2 separate regions of the Homo sapiens genome follow, and region 2 is linked to region 1. A link is a loop called in an ENCODE intact Hi-C map of the cell type or tissue named here. Cell type or tissue: chondrocyte. All regions are shown on one strand. Links, peaks and the distances in the headings refer to the core of each region. The heading gives the core; the rest is flanking DNA. Region 1 holds the start of TBX18 (T-box transcription factor 18). Region 2 has its middle 72 kb from the start of TBX18-AS1.

What was found. Peaks named below come from ENCODE experiments on the same cell type or tissue, not always from the same donor. Only the 100,000 strongest peaks of a DNase experiment are listed, where the experiment ranks them.
Region 2: it touches region 1 in a loop (2.4-fold over the local background); 4 of 110 quality-filtered maps call a loop at or near these places.

What each region holds. Positions count from the first base shown.
Region 1 is chr6:84,758,993-84,767,488 of GRCh38, reverse strand. TBX18 (T-box transcription factor 18) reads left to right here and starts at 2,891. Exons shown (of 8, transcript NM_001080508.3): 1 at 2,891-3,599; 2 at 4,741-4,945; 3 at 7,133-7,234. The coding sequence starts at 3,308. It overlaps LOC124901353 (a long non-coding RNA gene), which reads right to left and starts at 5,148. Exons shown (of 2, transcript XR_007059666.1): 1 at 5,003-5,148. RefSeq lists enhancers at 2,684-2,978, 2,990-3,573, 3,574-4,158. In chondrocyte, for the core only: CTCF peaks have their summits at 2,714, 4,449 and 4,651 (motif pointing right); DNase peaks (open chromatin) are centred at 2,778, 3,578, 4,598, 4,728 and 1 weaker place.
Region 2 is chr6:84,613,371-84,621,866 of GRCh38, reverse strand. No RefSeq gene overlaps it. Among named protein-coding and RNA genes, the nearest start is that of TBX18-AS1, 72 kb to the left of the region's middle. In chondrocyte, for the core only: no CTCF peak of the experiment used is centred there; no DNase peak of the experiment used is centred there.

The DNA of each region.
Region 1 (8,496 bases), core at 294-8,293:
TCTCTTGACTTGCAAAGTGCGAGGGCCTGGCGCTCTCCTCGAAAGGGCATGCCGCGCTGTTGGTAAAAGGCCTTGCTAGGACGAGGCTTTGCTGTCACTCGTCACTCTCAAGGCTGCCACTCCGCCCAGCCAACTCGGAATGTCTTTCCCTCCCATGCCCAAGAGAGATTCGACGCCCCTTCTCCAGGAGCCGAGGTTGGAGTGGGCTGCAGTCTGTGACACACTGCCCCTCGGGACCTGGGTTAGCTGGTCCTGCCCAATCCAGTAGCCTGAGCCGAACTTAACGCAAGTTGGAGGCGGCGGCAGCAGTGGTGCGGCTCTACTGCTATGATTCTCCTTAGCCAGTAGCAGGACTAGGGGGCAAACGCCTTGTCCTGTCCTCGGCGCCCTACTCACACTTGAATTATTTCTAAGGGCCACGTTCTAGAAACATCGTGGATGTAGACGAGGCTCTGCTTTCCAGCCTTTCGGCAATGCGGACACCAGTCCCCGGGTTTCCCCGCCTGCTGGGGTCTGCTGCCCAGGGTGAAGGCGAAAGACATAAAGAAATGGCAGAGGAAAAGAAGAGGGCGTGAGGCTGTATGATCCCGAGAGCGCCTTGCAGGCCTGTGTATCCCTTTCTAAATCAGTTTGAGCTGCAGGACATATACAGGGAGAACTCCTTTGCGGAACAGGCTTTGCGTCAGCAAACAGTGTTTGTCCCTGGCAGTTTCTCCCAGGGTAGGGGCTCCCACTACCCCTGCTGAGCCCCAGCAGGCCCGAGGGCTCCGACGACTACACCCCTGGGCAGCAGCAGAGTCTCCAAAGCTGTAAGGACCGCTCGGAGAAGCACCGGGTAGCTCCCTTCTTGGGGTCCCCGAGAGCCTGGGATTGGGGCGGGGCACCTCAGCTGAACGGAACTTCTTCTGGCGTCTACTCCAGCTAAGTTAGCTCCCGCCTTGTCCCACTCCCACTCCCGGCCCAAACTCTCTAGGCGGCCTCTTAGCTCTCCCTGCCGGCGCCTGCCTTCGGCTAAGCTTCAGAAATGGGATTTGCGCTTCTTTTTAATGATGTAATACCGGCCTAGGGTACCCCGGAGCTTGGAGACCCACTAGGGACCACACAGCTCTAAACCGGTCGCAAAGCCTTCATTTTGTAAAATGCAAAACACCTCCTCCCAACTGAGTTTGTTTCTCAGGCGTCTAAAAGAGGCTTCCTCCGCAAGGATATTACAAAATCATTTTTGACCTCAAGGCTGCCAGGTTTGGCTGGGCGGCTTGCTCGTGCCTCTGCTCATCGCCTGCCAGGTTCCTACTCCCGCTGTGGTGTCCGGCCTCCAGGAACCGCGCGTTCTCTTCTACAATAAAAGGATCAGTCTCAGTGGCGGATCTACCCCCAAATGCTACTCTACTGAAAGTTTACAGAGAAGTCAGAGATAAAAGGGCAGCCAACGGTTGCGGAGATTGAATTAAACGAGGGACGAGGGAGAGGAAAAAATTCCTTTGTCATATATATATATATATATATACACACACACACATATGGAGACAGAGAGAGAGACAGAGACGGAGTCTTGCTGCGTCGCCAGGCTGGAGTACAGTAGCGCGATCTGGGCTCACTGCAACCTCCGCCTCCCGAGTTCAAGCGATTCTCCTGCCTCAGCCTCCCGAGTAGCTGGGACTACAGGCGTGCACCACCACGCCCAGCTACTATTTGTATTTATTTATTTATTTAGTAGAGACGGGGGTTTCACCATGTTGGCCAGGATGGTCTCGATCTCTTGACCTCGTGATCCGCCCGCGTAGGCCTCTCAAAGTGCTGGGAATACAGGCGTGAGCCACCGCGCCCGGCCTGCCGTGTATTTTATACAAAAGATGGAGTAATATGCACGATTAATTTTATTCCACAAGAGATTTGCTCTATTTATACCAAACATATATATATATATTTGTTAATCCTAACAAAAAGTCGAGTTGAAACTACAAAACAAATTGTACAAATATATATGTTTGGTGTCATTTAATTAAAAAGCACTGATTTTATTAAATTTGTTTTAAATACATCAATGGACTCCTTAAAAGCCTGAAGTAACGATTGTAAATTGTCAACAGTAGGACAAATATAAACTTACTTAAATCACAGAGAAGTTTTTCAAATGGGGAATTTTATTGCGTCTTCATACTTATTTCATTTTGCGAAGTTTTAAGGGGTTTTAAAGTTGTCCATATCGTTAAAGACGTACAGAATGAAAATCCCATGACCTACGTTTTAAAATAACTACCACTCTTTGAAAGAAAAGGTGGGCTGCGGAAAGGGCGTGCTTTTTCTGACATTTATATGACGGACTGAGCGTTAACGTAACATTTTGCACTCCTAAAGGATTTACATATTTCTTAACCTGGTATCCCCTAAGAAAAAAATCACGGAGTAAAGTTTAAATAAGCCTAAGCCATATCTGGCGCAGACTGAGTGCAGGAACATTTAAATGAGAAAGGAGGGGCCTGCGAATTCTTCCCAGCTTCCCAATATTCTGAGTTGTAGCAACATTAAGCGATACGGAAGTGGGACGGCAATTTACGGAACCTTGAAAGATTCCTGATTTTCTAACTTGTTGAACGTCTAGTTTAAAGCCGGGAACTTCCGCCTTTCCAGGTCCTGGTGAGGAAAGCTGGAGACTACGGGGCTGGACTCAGCTACGGACGTCAGAGAGACAGAGTTCAGCGTCCGTGTGGCTGGCACATCCAAGCCAGACAGCGGCGCTTTTCACTCCTGGTTTTTCGCTACCTTGTAAGGAAGTGGGCGCGGGCTGCGCGGAGTCGGCGCCTCCTGATTGGCCGGCCGTCTGGGTGATGGACAGGGACCCGGGCTCCGCCCCCGCCGCTTTATTGACACTAATGAGCAAGTTCTTCCCACCGCTCTCCTGCCTGGAAGTGCTGACAGATCAAGGCAACAAATTTCAATTACAATCCCTAATTTGTGTCCACAGAGTGTTTTTTACCCATGTTAGTCCTCTCTGGCGCATCAGTTGAGGCAGACCTCGGAGCAGCAGGAGGAGGTGGAAGGGGTGGGAGCAAAGGAGTGCATCAGTGAGAGAGCGCGCGAGAGAGACCCAGGAAAGGAGACTTGGCCGGCGCGTCGCCGGTTCCTGGATCCCAACACAAGCGAGAAAGCGGAAACGCCAAATCTGTTTTTTGCCCGCGGTGGGGAAGGGGGCAGATCTCGGGAGGCCCCGAGAGCCTTTTAGTTTTTGGTGGGGGAAGAGCGAGAGCGCGCGTGTGCCCGCGTGAGTGTATATGAGAGAGGGGCGGGCGGGCGCGGGGCGGGGGGGATGGCCGAGAAGCGAAGGGGCTCGCCGTGCAGCATGCTAAGCCTCAAGGCGCACGCTTTCTCGGTGGAGGCGCTGATCGGCGCCGAGAAGCAGCAACAGCTTCAGAAGAAGCGGCGAAAACTGGGCGCCGAAGAGGCGGCGGGGGCCGTGGACGACGGAGGCTGCAGCCGCGGCGGCGGCGCGGGCGAAAAGGGTTCTTCTGAGGGAGACGAAGGCGCTGCGCTCCCGCCGCCGGCTGGGGCGACGTCTGGGCCGGCTCGGAGTGGCGCAGACCTGGAGCGCGGAGCCGCGGGTGAGTGGGCCCCTTCCTGCCTATAACTTCTCTCCGGCGCGAACCTGAACTTCTGCGAGTCTGTGGGTGTGCGTGCGCGCCGCGTCCCTACATGGCCAAGGCCACTCAGCCACTAGCGCATTGGCCGTGTCAGTCGCAAAGCTCGCCGCGCAACCTGGTCACCCTCCAGACGGTTCAGATACTGCTTCCAGGCTCGCCTCGCGGGCGGCCGCCGCCCACTCGGCGACCCGCGCCTTCGGCCGCGGCTGTTTGCTGCGCCTAGCGGTGCAGCTCTGTGCTTCCTGCATCTGCCTCCCTTGGGGTTCCAGCCAATGGGTGCTCTTTTTTGTTTCCTAACTTTTAAAAGCACAGGGCGGGGAGGAGGGGAGCGACGGCATACCCCACCCTGAAACCGGAACGAATGCCCTAAACCGTTTGTGCAAACCAGGAAGAGGGCGGCATATTTGGAAACTTGGTTTCCCGAAGGGTAGTTGAGCGGTTCCCTTCCCTTCTCCTCTTGATTTCTCTGCCAAGGCCGACGGCGACCGCGGGCTTGCTTTTCACACTTTTCTCTGCTGGGCTGGAAGCGCAGGGCGCCGGGAGTTTGGCGAAAGCGGGGTCTGAAGAGCCTTCTAGAAGATGCCTCCGGCCCGGCCCAAAAGAAGGCCCAAAGCGAGGCGCCGCAGACGCTTATGGCTTAAGGAGGCCCAGGCTCTTGGGACCAGAGTCCGGGCGCTTTTGCTGCTTGCGCTTCGAGGCGCAGGTTGCGTCGGAGTTTGCACTGGGGACTCTGGACCCGGGAGCTCCTCTGACTCCGTCGGGCAAGCGTCCCAGACCCCGGCGGCGGCGTGAAGCCTTTTCTGCTGGGGCCTTGGCCCTGCGGAGGCCCAGCGGGTGGGGTGGACGCTGCCCGCGCGCCTCTCCCGGGCTTGGGACTTGGGGACCAAGCAGGCCACACTGGAGCTCTGAATGCGCCCCTTCGACAGGCAGAATGTGGGTGTCTATCGACTGGCTTGTTCTTTAGGAGGACCTGATGGCACCAAAGCTTCCCCTTTTCTCCCGGTCATTTTCCTCTTCTCAGCCACCAGGTGGGCCCGTCTCCGCGGCTGGCTTCCCCTCTGTTTCCCTCACCAGTTCCCTTTCTCTGTCCTTTGCTGTCCAGGCGGCTGTGAGGACGGCTTCCAGCAGGGAGCTTCCCCTCTGGCGTCACCGGGAGGCTCCCCCAAGGGGTCTCCGGCGCGCTCCCTGGCCCGGCCCGGGACCCCTCTGCCCTCGCCGCAGGCCCCGCGGGTGGATCTGCAGGGAGCCGAGCTCTGGAAGCGCTTTCATGAGATAGGCACTGAGATGATCATCACCAAGGCCGGCAGGTAATGGGCAAGCTGGCGTGGACGCCCCTCCCTACCCCAGACCCTGTCTTCACTCACCTCTAGCTCAATCAGGAAGAAGGGCCTGCAGCTCGGTGGGGGTTCTGGATAGCATTTTCGGTCAAACGGGACCAGGCCCCAGACCGTGGTTCACTTTGGAGGCTAGCTTTGGCTACCCACCACTAGTGCAGTCGGTGCACAGTCCAACTGCCCTCTGGTTGAATGCCAGGGAGAAAATTACTGTCGCCGCTGATGCCACAGCTGTCGCGGTTGATGTTCTGCGTTCAGGGCGGTTATAAATTTGAGGTCATATTTACCCTTGTCCAGGTATTTATTTAGGCTCTAGTTGTCAGTTCTGGAACTAGGAAACATTCTTTTTTTTTTCCTTTCTCTTTTATTTTTAAACAGCAGTTTACTCCAGTAAACTATGATTTGCTTTTTCAGATTTGAAACTCCCAGGCAGATTGGTTCTTTATCAGAAGATATCCTGGCAATTTGATAAGATGATCTGTCCTGCTATTTCATATTAGACTAGGAGGAAAAGTCACTGGACTCACCCACAATACATGTTTAATCATGTATAGGTGCAAGAATAATTACCCTGATTTTTAAAAAGCATCCTGTTTATAGATTTAGAGTACCTGGTTATTTATTTATTTATTTTTGTCCTAAATGGAATCCAACACAGCCTGAATTTGCTGAGGAATACTTAAAAATTTTTTATAAAAAGGTACATCGGTTTTTTAAAAAGTGTGAAATTTTCCCATCCATTGGTTAGTAAAATAAATGGATTTGTTGGGCAGATCATATTAATTTGAGGTAGGCACATGAATATTTGCATTTTAAAGTTTTCAGTTTATTTAGTGCAGTGAAATCTATGAATAATAAGCTTCCTTAAACGGAACTTTAGAAAGCACACACAACTCTTTCAGGGAGTACACATGGTAAAAACCTGGATAGCATAAAAAGTATCCAAACTTATTAGAAATTACAAAAAAACATATTTTATTGAATCCATATGCTACCTTCTACATTTTCACAGAGCTTTTATTAATGATCCAAATTCAGTCTTCACCAACACAAAGCAATAGTTGTCTTATAAAGGATGTAGTTAAAGACCTTTACTCTTTATCTTACAGGTGCACTGAAATAATACTAAAACAGCCAGCGTATTAAACTGTTCCCATACCTAGTTAGGAGTAATAGACTTTATTTTTTTCTAGGAGTAGTCTTTCATGGTATTTTTGTTATAGAAAAAAATTTGGTAAATAACTACTAAAATTTCTGTTATAAGGTTAAATTAACAAAAATTAGATTTCCTTGGAAGGGACTTAAACGTAAGTCATTAAATGATATTTAAAAATCAAACTGCTGTATTTGTTTTTTATATACAATAATTTACTGTTGTATTCTTTGCTGCTGTGCCTTTTTAAAAGGATGGGTGCATTTACTCTAGCATCTCCTTTGATATGCATCTTTGGGAAGCCAGGATAAATGCAAATTTTCATCTGTTTTAATTAGCAAAGTTTTAAGTGTGGTTAAGTAAGAAAACATTTTCATGGTATGGCGGGGGAAGAAATGATTTGGTAAATATACGTTGTGTTTAGTTTCTGCTTTCAATAAAGAAGTTTTACTATACCTTTCAAATTTAGAGCAACTTTTGCACTTCACCTTTACCATGCTGCAGACAGGAAGTCCTGTCTCAATAAAGAACATATTGTTTGGTTATAGCATGGCACATTGGCTCCTTGTGGTTTTTTATAACCCTTTAAAAATTTCACATTATAATGTATTTTATCACTTTCAGAGATCCAAATTTTGTATTTCTACCATTTGTTACATTTTATTAGTTGTATTACTAAAGTAAATATGCTTATCGATTTTGTTTAAAAAATAAGATGCTTTCTTTTGTGCCATTACTCCCTCAGTGTAAAATTATTTTACTTTTAGCTATACTGACATTTCAGTAAACACAGAACACATGTACACAGGGTGCAACAAATTACATTTAAAAATCTCAGTTCTGATATGTTCTATGTCCTGACTCCTTGAATTACATTGGCAAAGTGAATACTATAAATTTATCCATATTAAAAATAGAGATCCAAGAGGTTTCTTTGCTTATTCACGCTCCATCCTTAGTCACAAACAAAAACCCCAAACCCTCTTTCTCTTCGCCTTTTTAAATAGGCGCATGTTTCCAGCAATGAGAGTGAAGATCTCTGGATTAGATCCTCACCAGCAATATTACATTGCCATGGATATTGTACCAGTGGACAACAAAAGATACAGGTACAGTGATTAGATACTGAACAATTAAAAAAAAAAACACTAGGATTTTGCAGGCTAGTGCCTGTTTGATCTGTGAGGACTGTGATCTTTGCTTCCAGAAGTCTGTAGAATTTCCAGATCCATACTTTAACGCCCATGGGTGCCAGCGGCCCAGATGGTGCCTTTTCTTGCGGCAAATGTGGAAACTTAATTTTTGTTTTGTTTTTAATAGATAGAGAAATGTTTTCAAATACTGAGAACTTTTTAAAGGGGATAATTTGGTGTTGCCAAACTAAATGTGTCTTTTATATTGACTTACACTTCAATTCGAATTTTGAGAGGAAATGTTATGTAATGTTTATAGATATAAATTATATTAAATGGAAAGTCATAATTTCTTTGTGATCTTTTGGTCATGTAAATTTCCTTTATCTTGTTACATACAAAACCATCAATGTTTGTAGGCTTTTTTTTTAATTTCAGAATATTATTTAAGGTTTTCTACAAGTAAGAAAAATAAAAATCTTCTAATTTATGTGATATTAAGACATCACTAAACTGGTAATAAATTTTTACCTTTCTGTTGTTTTTTTGGTATGTGTTATAACTTTTAAAAACTTCTAATATTTGGATTTTGAAAGAGGACATATTTATGTAAAGATCAAGTAAATTTTGAAAATATACACGTTCTTCAGTTTCAAACCAATCTTTACTCTTTTTTTTTTTGCAAGAAAACAAATCAGCAATTTTCAGTGACAATGCTTTATATTTTTCTGAAGAGCTAAAAACATTAACATTTAAATAAGGAAGTTTTATGTGTTTGGAAGATTCGAAGATACTGTTTTAAATTTTGCTTGTCTTCGTTTCTTTCTCGCTTTTTGTTGTTGCATGGGACAGAGCTTTTAGTAAGTTTAAACAAAATCAGATTTGTTTTTTATCACTTCAACAATTTAAGGAGTCGCTTTTTTGAAATAGCCTACTGGTATCAAAAGTACACAGATTTTAGTTAGTACATGGACATATAGAATACTACAGAAAGGGGTAATAAAAAAGACAGTCTTATTATTTGTTTTGTGTATAAGTTATTTTAATTAAATAAGTCATTAGGGAGTTTTGCTAAAATGATCTACCACATGACAGAAGCTAGAAAACATTAAAGTTCATTTTTTAAATATACTTGATTTAAAACCCATATTCCAAATGGGGTTTTGTGCTGAGGAAGATAATATAATTCTTAATAAGCTTAATAATTATTCCTTTTTCTTCTAAGTTTGTCTCCTATT
Region 2 (8,496 bases), core at 322-8,321, 150 kb after region 1:
CCCCTGTTTCTTTTTATAGTAGTTTCATAATTTTGGGTCTTGCATTTAATTCTTTAATCCATTTAGAATTAAATTTTGTATATGATGAGGGAGAAGGGTCTATTTTCATTCTTTGTGGCATGTGCATATCCAATTTTCACAACACCATTTATTGAAGATACTTTCCTTTCCTCAATTTGTGTTTTTTGGCACCTTTGTCAAAAATCAGTTGGCTGTAGATGTGTGGATTTAGTTCTAGACTCCCTATTCTATTCCATTGGTCTATTTGTCTGTTTTTCTCCCAATACCATACTGCTTTAGTTACTATAAGTTTGTAGTATATTTTGAAGTCAGATAGTTTGATGCATCCGGATTTGTTCTTTTTGCTCAAGATTGCTTTGGTTTTGGGGGTTATTTGTGGTTTCATATGAATTTTAGCATTGTTTTTTCTATTTCTGTGAAGAGTGTCGTTGGCATTTTGGTGGGGATTACATTAAATGTATCATCATGTTAGGTAGTATGGTTATTTTAACAATATTCATTATTTTAATCAATGAGCACAGGATATCTTTTCAATTGCGTCTTCTTCAATTTCTTTTATCAATGTTTTATAGTTTTCAGTGGATAGATCTTTCACCTCCTTGCACAGCAAAGGAAATAATCAATGTAGTGAACAGACAATCTACAGGATGCAAGAAATTATTTGTGAACCGTACGTCTGACATAGGGTTAATATTCAGAATGTATAAGGAACTCAAACAACTCAATAGCTTTAAAAATCTGATTTTAAAATGGATGACAGACTTGAATAGACATTTCTCAAAAGAAGATACACAAATGATCAACAGGTTTATAAAACCTGTTCAGTATCACTAATCATCAGGGAAATCCAAATCCAAATCATAATAAGAACCTCATTCCAGTTAGAATGGCTATTATCAAAACGACAAAAGATAACAAGTGTTGGCAAGGATGTGAAGAAAGGGAAACACTCACTGTTGGTGGGAATGTAAATTAGTCATTATAAAAAACAGTATAGAGGTTCTTCAAAGTACTAAAAAACAGACCTACTGTATAATTCAGCAATCCGACTCCTGGTCATATATACAAAAGAAATGAAATCAGTATTTCAAAGAGATACTTGCACTCAGTGTTTATTGCAGCACTCTTCACAATAGCCAAGATATAGAATCAACCTAAGTGTTCATCAATGAATGAATGGATAAAGAAAATGTGGCATATACACATAATGGAATACTATTCAGCCATAAAAGAGCATGAAATCCTGTCATTTGCAACAACATGGATGAACATGGAAGACATTAAATGAAATAAGCTAAATATAGAGAGAAAAATGCTGCATGGTCTTACTTATATGTGAACTCTAAAAAAATTTATCTTAATGGAAGTAGAGAGTAGACATGGACATAAAAATGGCAACAATAGACACTTGGGATCACTAGAGGTAGGAGGGAGGAAGCGGGGTCAGGGGTTGAAAAATTACCTATCGGGTAGTATGCTCAGTACCTGGGTGATAGGATCATTCATACCCCAAACTTCAGCATCATGCAATATGTCCAGATACCAAACCTGCCTATGTACCCCCTGAATTTAAAAAAAAAGTTGGAAAAAAAAAGAAAAGAAGTGGAGAGTAGAATAATGATTATCAGAAGCTGGAGAAGTGATGGGGGAGGGGATGGGGACAGGTCGGTCAACAGGTAAAAGTTACAGTTAGGATAGAGGAATAAGTTCTGATGTTCTATTGCACAGCAAGGTAACCATAGTTAACAAACAAGTAATTTCAAAATAGCTAGAAGAGAGGATTTTGAATGTTTCAACCACAAAAAATAATAAATATTTGAGGTGATGGACCTGCTAATTACTTTGATTTGATGGTTATGCAGTGTACACATATATCAAAACATCACATTGTACCCCATAATGTGTATAATTATTATGTGTCAACTAAAAATAAAATTAAACTTAAAAAAAAGGACAAGGACAGCATGCTCCCACTTATTTGTGGAATACAAAATACTTGAACACATAGATAGTGGAATGGCAGTTACCATGAGTTGGGAAAAGGATCTGGATGGGGAAGAGGAGATGTTGATGAAAGGGTACAAAATTTCAGTCAGACAGGAAGAGTAAGCTTTAGTGACCTATTGCACCAAATGGCAACTATAATACATAATAATGCTTGTATATTTCAAAATTACTAAAATAGTAGATTTTAAATATTTTCACTGCAAAAAAATGATGAGTATGTGAGGTGATACATTTGATAAAACTTGATTTAGTATTCCGCAATGTAAACATGTATCGAATTATCACATTATACTCCATAAATATGTAATATATACAATTATTTTTGTCAATTAAATAATGAGAATAAAAGGGTCAGGGATTCTCAGTGTTGGCTGCTTGCTGATATCATGCTGAAATGTGGATCTCCTCAACGTTGTCGGGTCTCTCGACTGTTAAAGAGAAGTCAAATATCTGTATTTTCAGGTGAATTATCTGATTTTAAAAAATTTGTAACTAAATATTTTTTAAACCCTCACAGCCCCCCTAGCAAAGTCTACTGGAGTGATTTGACTCACTCTGTTTCAGAATTTTCTTACGGCATTTCATTCATTGTTCTAAATAGGTGACTCAAGGGTGTTTGCTAATTAATGATCCTAGAATCACCCCACACTCTGCCAGTGTATAACATATTCAGTGCTCGGTCTCTTAAAATGTTTGGGGTTTTGATAACTGTGTAAAACAAACCTGCCACATTCCCTCATAATCAGGAACTCGCCTCTGTTGAAAACGCCTTGGTGATGCTGAAACCTAAATGTCCTACGCTCCATTTCTCTTGGGACTATCAAACTGAGTGCAGCCTGACTGCAGCAGCTCAGCCGCAATCAGCTGCAATCTCAGTAATGCCCTTCTCTGCAGGGAGTCACTGGGAGGCCTGGAAGTAAGAGAGAGTTTAACAGCTCCTGGGATGCAGAGCATTGAGGCAGTTTCTTCTGAAAGTCCATAAAACAAATCGTGTGGGCCTTTTTTCTTCTTTTTCATCATGTTTTCATGTGAAAAAAAAAATGCTATGGCCCAATTCTCCCTTAGACTGATTTGGAAAAATTGCTCTTCACCCTTCCAGTCTTCTTCCTTCTCTTCCCCTCCTGTGTTCTGGTTCTGGTTCTCTTCACGTTAGGAAGTGGTGATAAAACTGTGTATCTTACAACCCACCAGCACTTGACTGGCACTCTAGAGGGTCACAGAGTAAATAGGTGTCTGATAAAACGTGTGTCTGAAGACCTTGGCAACCTTTGAAAGCCTGTGTCAGAGGGCTGGGCTTGTGCTTCTAGGGAAGCTTGTTGTAACAGGCGGTGTACTTTCTCCTTTCATCAGCTTCTGTAGTAGCTTGATAGCATTTTTAGAAGTTCATTTAGGGGACGATATGAGTGAAGTTTTGAACAAAATCAAGGCTACTTTTCCTCTTTTCTGAGTGCGATGTCTTTAGAACTTGCTAATTAGAGAGCAGGCAACAAAGAGATGCCTGAGTCATTGTCTCCAAAGATAGTAAAACTAAACTCTGAAGAAAAATATGTTTTTGGAAATGCTCACAACTTAGTCACTCTTTTAAAATACAATTGACGTAACCACTTTTCCTTTTGGGCCTCTCCTGAAACAACAGTTAAATACATGAGTCAAGCCAAAGGCTCATTTTCCCGTTTGCTGGGCATGATGGGGTAATTGCCCAGACTCTCATTAAACGGTTCCAATTTTGGTGCTGATTCCAAAGGTCTCCAGGTAGATCCAGAAGTCCTTTGGACAAGCAAAATTTTGCCAGCAATGATGATTTATTTTTAGAAAGAGAAGCAATGAGTTTCCTTCTGAACAGAAAATGCAGCATGAAATCAAAAGACCTGGGTTGGAAATCTGGCCCTGCTCTTTATTACAATAGCTGTGTGTCTTTGGGCTCTTTAACATTTATGAGTCTATTTTCTTAATAATATAATTGGGATAATAATTCCTAACTGACAGGGTTGTTGTGAGAATTAAATGAGATAATTGAGAAAGTGCCTAGGGCTTGGGAAAAAGCAGGTGCTCAATAAACGCACATTCATTCATTCATTCTTTCATTAACATGCCAAACAAACAATATTTCTCAACAAAAATTGGCACTATTTGATCTTAATGAGTAACATAAATTTAAAAAAGGACAAAGTTGATTATTTATAGTATTTTAATTCCTTTGTGTTTTATTAGATTTTCCTTTAGTATTTTAAGAGATGTCCTTCCTTTAGGACTCATTAAGGGTTGTCTTCCCTTTCTTAATGCCTCATATTGCTGCCTACCATTTGCTCTAGGTTATTTTGTTTATTAACCTTAAAACTACCTATAAATATTACATTCATTTTTATATTCTTTGTAGATATATTCTCTTGAAGGATATATGTTTATTTTAAGGGAAGTCATTGAGTCCATTTGCCTTTTGGAAGGTTGTCCCACTCTTCCAACCCAACCTATCTTAGCAATAAGTTTGCACCATCAGTCATGAACCTGGCCATACTCACAGAAGTTGGTGTATTCTCTTTGAAAGATTTTCAGGAATGCTGGTGCCACACTTTTCTTCAAGGGTGGATTCCAATGTTTCATTTTCCTGACAGGCAAATGTTTCTTTTGTAGTTTAGATGGTTGCCCTAAGTCTATCCAGGTTGCTGAGTGTTCAATTTAACCCCATTAGTGGTTTTGATCACATTTAGTTGAAGTTTAGATAGAATTCTTAGACTCACCTTTCTGCTAATACTTTCTGTCTCAGTCTAATTATTTGCTACTTTGTGTTTTGTGCTCTGATGAATTCAAAGTCACCCATTTGTGCCCTTGTTTTCTTTTCTGATCCTATGCCCTCATCTAAGTGAAGCCGTAGAATAGTGTGTCCTTTACTACGATCTCAGTTGGTGACAGTACAGAGAATACTTTACTGCTTCTTGTCATCACTCTTTGGTAGCCATTTTGCTGGTGCTGAGCTCAGAAATCAGATTTCAAGGTGACAATATTGTATAGGACTGTGAGCTTTAGAGTTGTTTGTAGAGTTTAGTGGATTTTTAAATTTTGTCATGTTTTTTAGTCTTCAAAAATCTCCTCTATATCAACTCTTTTACTTTAGTTTTGTTATTTTTTATAGTTCTTGGAGCCATTAACCCACAGGATCCCCATTCTATGTAACCATTTGGCTATGAAAAATATCTGAATAATGAATGCAGAACAGGGACTATTTTTAAATTTAGGAATTTTTTTCAAAAGTAAGGGAAAAGAAGAAATACACTTTTTGCCTTTATTTCATGATGTATCTCCATTCAGGGATTCTTTGATATATGCACATGTTAAGATCATGTCACATGAGTCAAAACACTATTTATGATGAAAGAAAAGGAAGAGCTGGACTACAAATTTTCACCTCTGTCCTTCCACTCCTCCAGCAAAATCCATCTTGACTTCTGCATTGCTCAGATAAATTTTTTTCCTTTATCTTTACTTTCAGAACATGGAAAAATTAATATGGTTTTTAAAAAACCACTGTGCTACCAGAAGCAATCTAACCTTTTGGTAACCACAGAAGTGCATGACTATTTATTGACAACAAATTATATACAAGGTATTATACTATGGAGAGTACAGAGATGATGAGGTCATCTCTTTAAGCAGTCATGGTCTTTTTGGGGAGATGGAAAACATGCAATATGTAGAACTCCCCTCCACGGTGGTGGGTAACACATGCCATTTGAAATATATGTAGGTTTCTAGGTGAGGGGGGAAATTGTCTTTGGCTGAAGAGGTTATTATAGACTTTTAGAAGGAAAGAGATCTGAGAATGCGTAAGAGCTTGGTAGGCAGAGATAACTAAATAGCACAGGCAAAAACCAGAATTTTCTGCATAGAAATGAATGACTGAATGAATAACAAAATGAGTAATTTTTTTAATTTTTTATATTAAGATGAATTTAATGTAAATTCTAGGGGAGAATTTAATGTTCCTACTGTAATTTAAATTTTAAAATTTCAATGGAATCTATGGCAACCATGATGAAAAGAGTGCATACTACAAAATGCACAAATAGAAACAAATGTAACATGATGGAATCCAGATGATCAATTCAAGGCTCAACTGCTTGTGGTCTTTGGATAAGAAGAGAGTTTCAAAATGAATGCAAAAAAAAAAAAATTCTGAAATTTAGCCAAGTCTCCCTGAAAATGCTTGTTATCTCTAGGTTGTTGTGGGGTTGAAGGAATATTTGATTCTGGACATTTTATCACAAAATAATTTAGCTCATATTCATGACCCATACTGGTTAAAAGTTCATGAACCTGAGGAAGATATATCTGGTGAGAGAAGATCTGTGTCATTCCTGACAATTTTCTTTTGCAATGAGAATGCTCCTCTTCCAAGGTTGTTGAACACTAATCCCACAGGAAGAATACTGCTGCCCTATGCACAAAGATCAATTGTCATTGCAAGGGGTATGTTCCATTAGGATTATCACTGCCATTTATTGGAGGCTGCTCATGTGCCAGGCACTGTGCTGAGTAGACACTTTACATGAACAATCATATTTGCTCTTTGTAGTGATGCTATGAACCTACTTCCATTCCCATTTTACAAATTAAGAAATGAAGAAAGAGAAAGATTAGGGCACCTTCCCAGAGTCTTGACAGATTGAAACTTAGATTTTAAACGCATAAAGCCTGCGTTCTTTTCATTTGGGATTGTGACAGTTCTAAATAGTATATTATTTGAGAGAGTTATTCACACTTGATCATGGGAAGTCTTAACTGCTAAGCAAACAAACATGTACAAAGCACAACAACTTAATTTTCCTGATTTTCTTTTCCTAAAATTCTTTCATCAAGGAATCTCTTTTCTTGAGTAAGGTATGGAAAGCCATTGACTCTATTAACAAAAACACACTTGAGAAATGCTGTCATAAGGCAAGACCTGAAATAATGGATTAGGTGAGGAACTAGTGTACCTTCTCTGCTGGTATTTGAGGAATACCAGGAGAAAACATCCACATCTACCCCAAGAGCTTTGCCAAATTCTTCAGGAAGTTTGTCAGGTAAGCTAGGTTTTTATGTACAGATATCTTAATTTAAGGAAGGTTATTTTCTAATCTCTTTCTATTAACTGTGGAAGAATTCTAAAATGGAGAAGAAAGAGGAAGAAGAGGAGGAGAAGAATAAATGAAACCATATTTGTAGTGTTTTCTGATTAATTTTTAAATTCTTTGGTTTTATAAGTAAATATTTCCCTTTCAATTCTTTCTCCTCTTGTAATGTCTCAGTCATTAAGAAGGAAATTTGAAATAAAATATTAACTTTCCCCTGACATTTCTTTTTTTTTTTTTTTTTTAAAAAAAACATTTCTTTTTTTTTTTTTTTTTTTTTATTATACTCTAAGTTTTAGGGTACATGTGCACATTGTGCAGGTTAGTTACATATGTATACATGTGCCATGCTGGTGCGCTGCACCCACTAATGTGTCATCTAGCATTAGGTATATCTCCCAATGCTATCCCTCCCCCCTCCCCCGACCCCACCACAGTCCCCAGAGTGTGATATTCCCCTTCCTGTGTCCATGTGATCTCATTGTTCAATTCCCACCTATGAGTGAGAATATGCGGTGTTTGGTTTTTTGTTCTTGCGATAGTTTACTGAGAATGATGGTTTCCAATTTCATCCATGTCCCTACAAAGGACATGAACTCATCATTTTTTATGGCTGCATAGTATTCCATGGTGTATATGTGCCACATTTTCTTAATCCAGTCTATCATTGTTGGACATTTGGGTTGGTTCCAAGTCTTTGCTATTGTGAATAGTGCCGCAATAAACATACGTGTGCATGTGTCTTTATAGCAGCATGATTTATACTCATTTGGGTATATACCCAGTAATGGGATGGCTGGGTCAAATGGTATTTCTAGTTCTAGATCCCTGAGGAATCGCCACACTGACTTCCACAATGGTTGAACTAGTTTACAGTCCCACCAACAGTGTTAAAGTGTTCCTATTTCTCCACATCCTCTCCAGCACCTGTTGTTTCCTGACTTTTTAATGATTGCCATTCTAACTGGTGTGAGATGATATCTCATAGTGGTTTTGATTTGCATTTCTCTGATGGCCAGTGATGATGAGCATTTCTTCATGTGTTTTTTGGCTGCATAAATGTGTTCTTTTGAGAAGTGTCTGTTCATGTCCTTCACCCACTTTTTGATGGGGTTGTTTTTTTCTTGTAAATTTGTTTGAGTTCATTGTAGATTCTGGATATTAGCCCTTTGTCAGATGAGTAGGTTGCGAAAATTTTCTCCCATGTTGTAGGTTGCCTGTTCACTCTGATGGTAGTTTCTTTAGCTGTGCAGTAGCTCTTTAGTTTAATTAGATCCCATTTGTCAATTTTGTCTTTTGTTGCCATTGCTTTTGGTGTTTTGGACATGAAGTCCTTGCCCACGCCTATGTCCTGAATGGT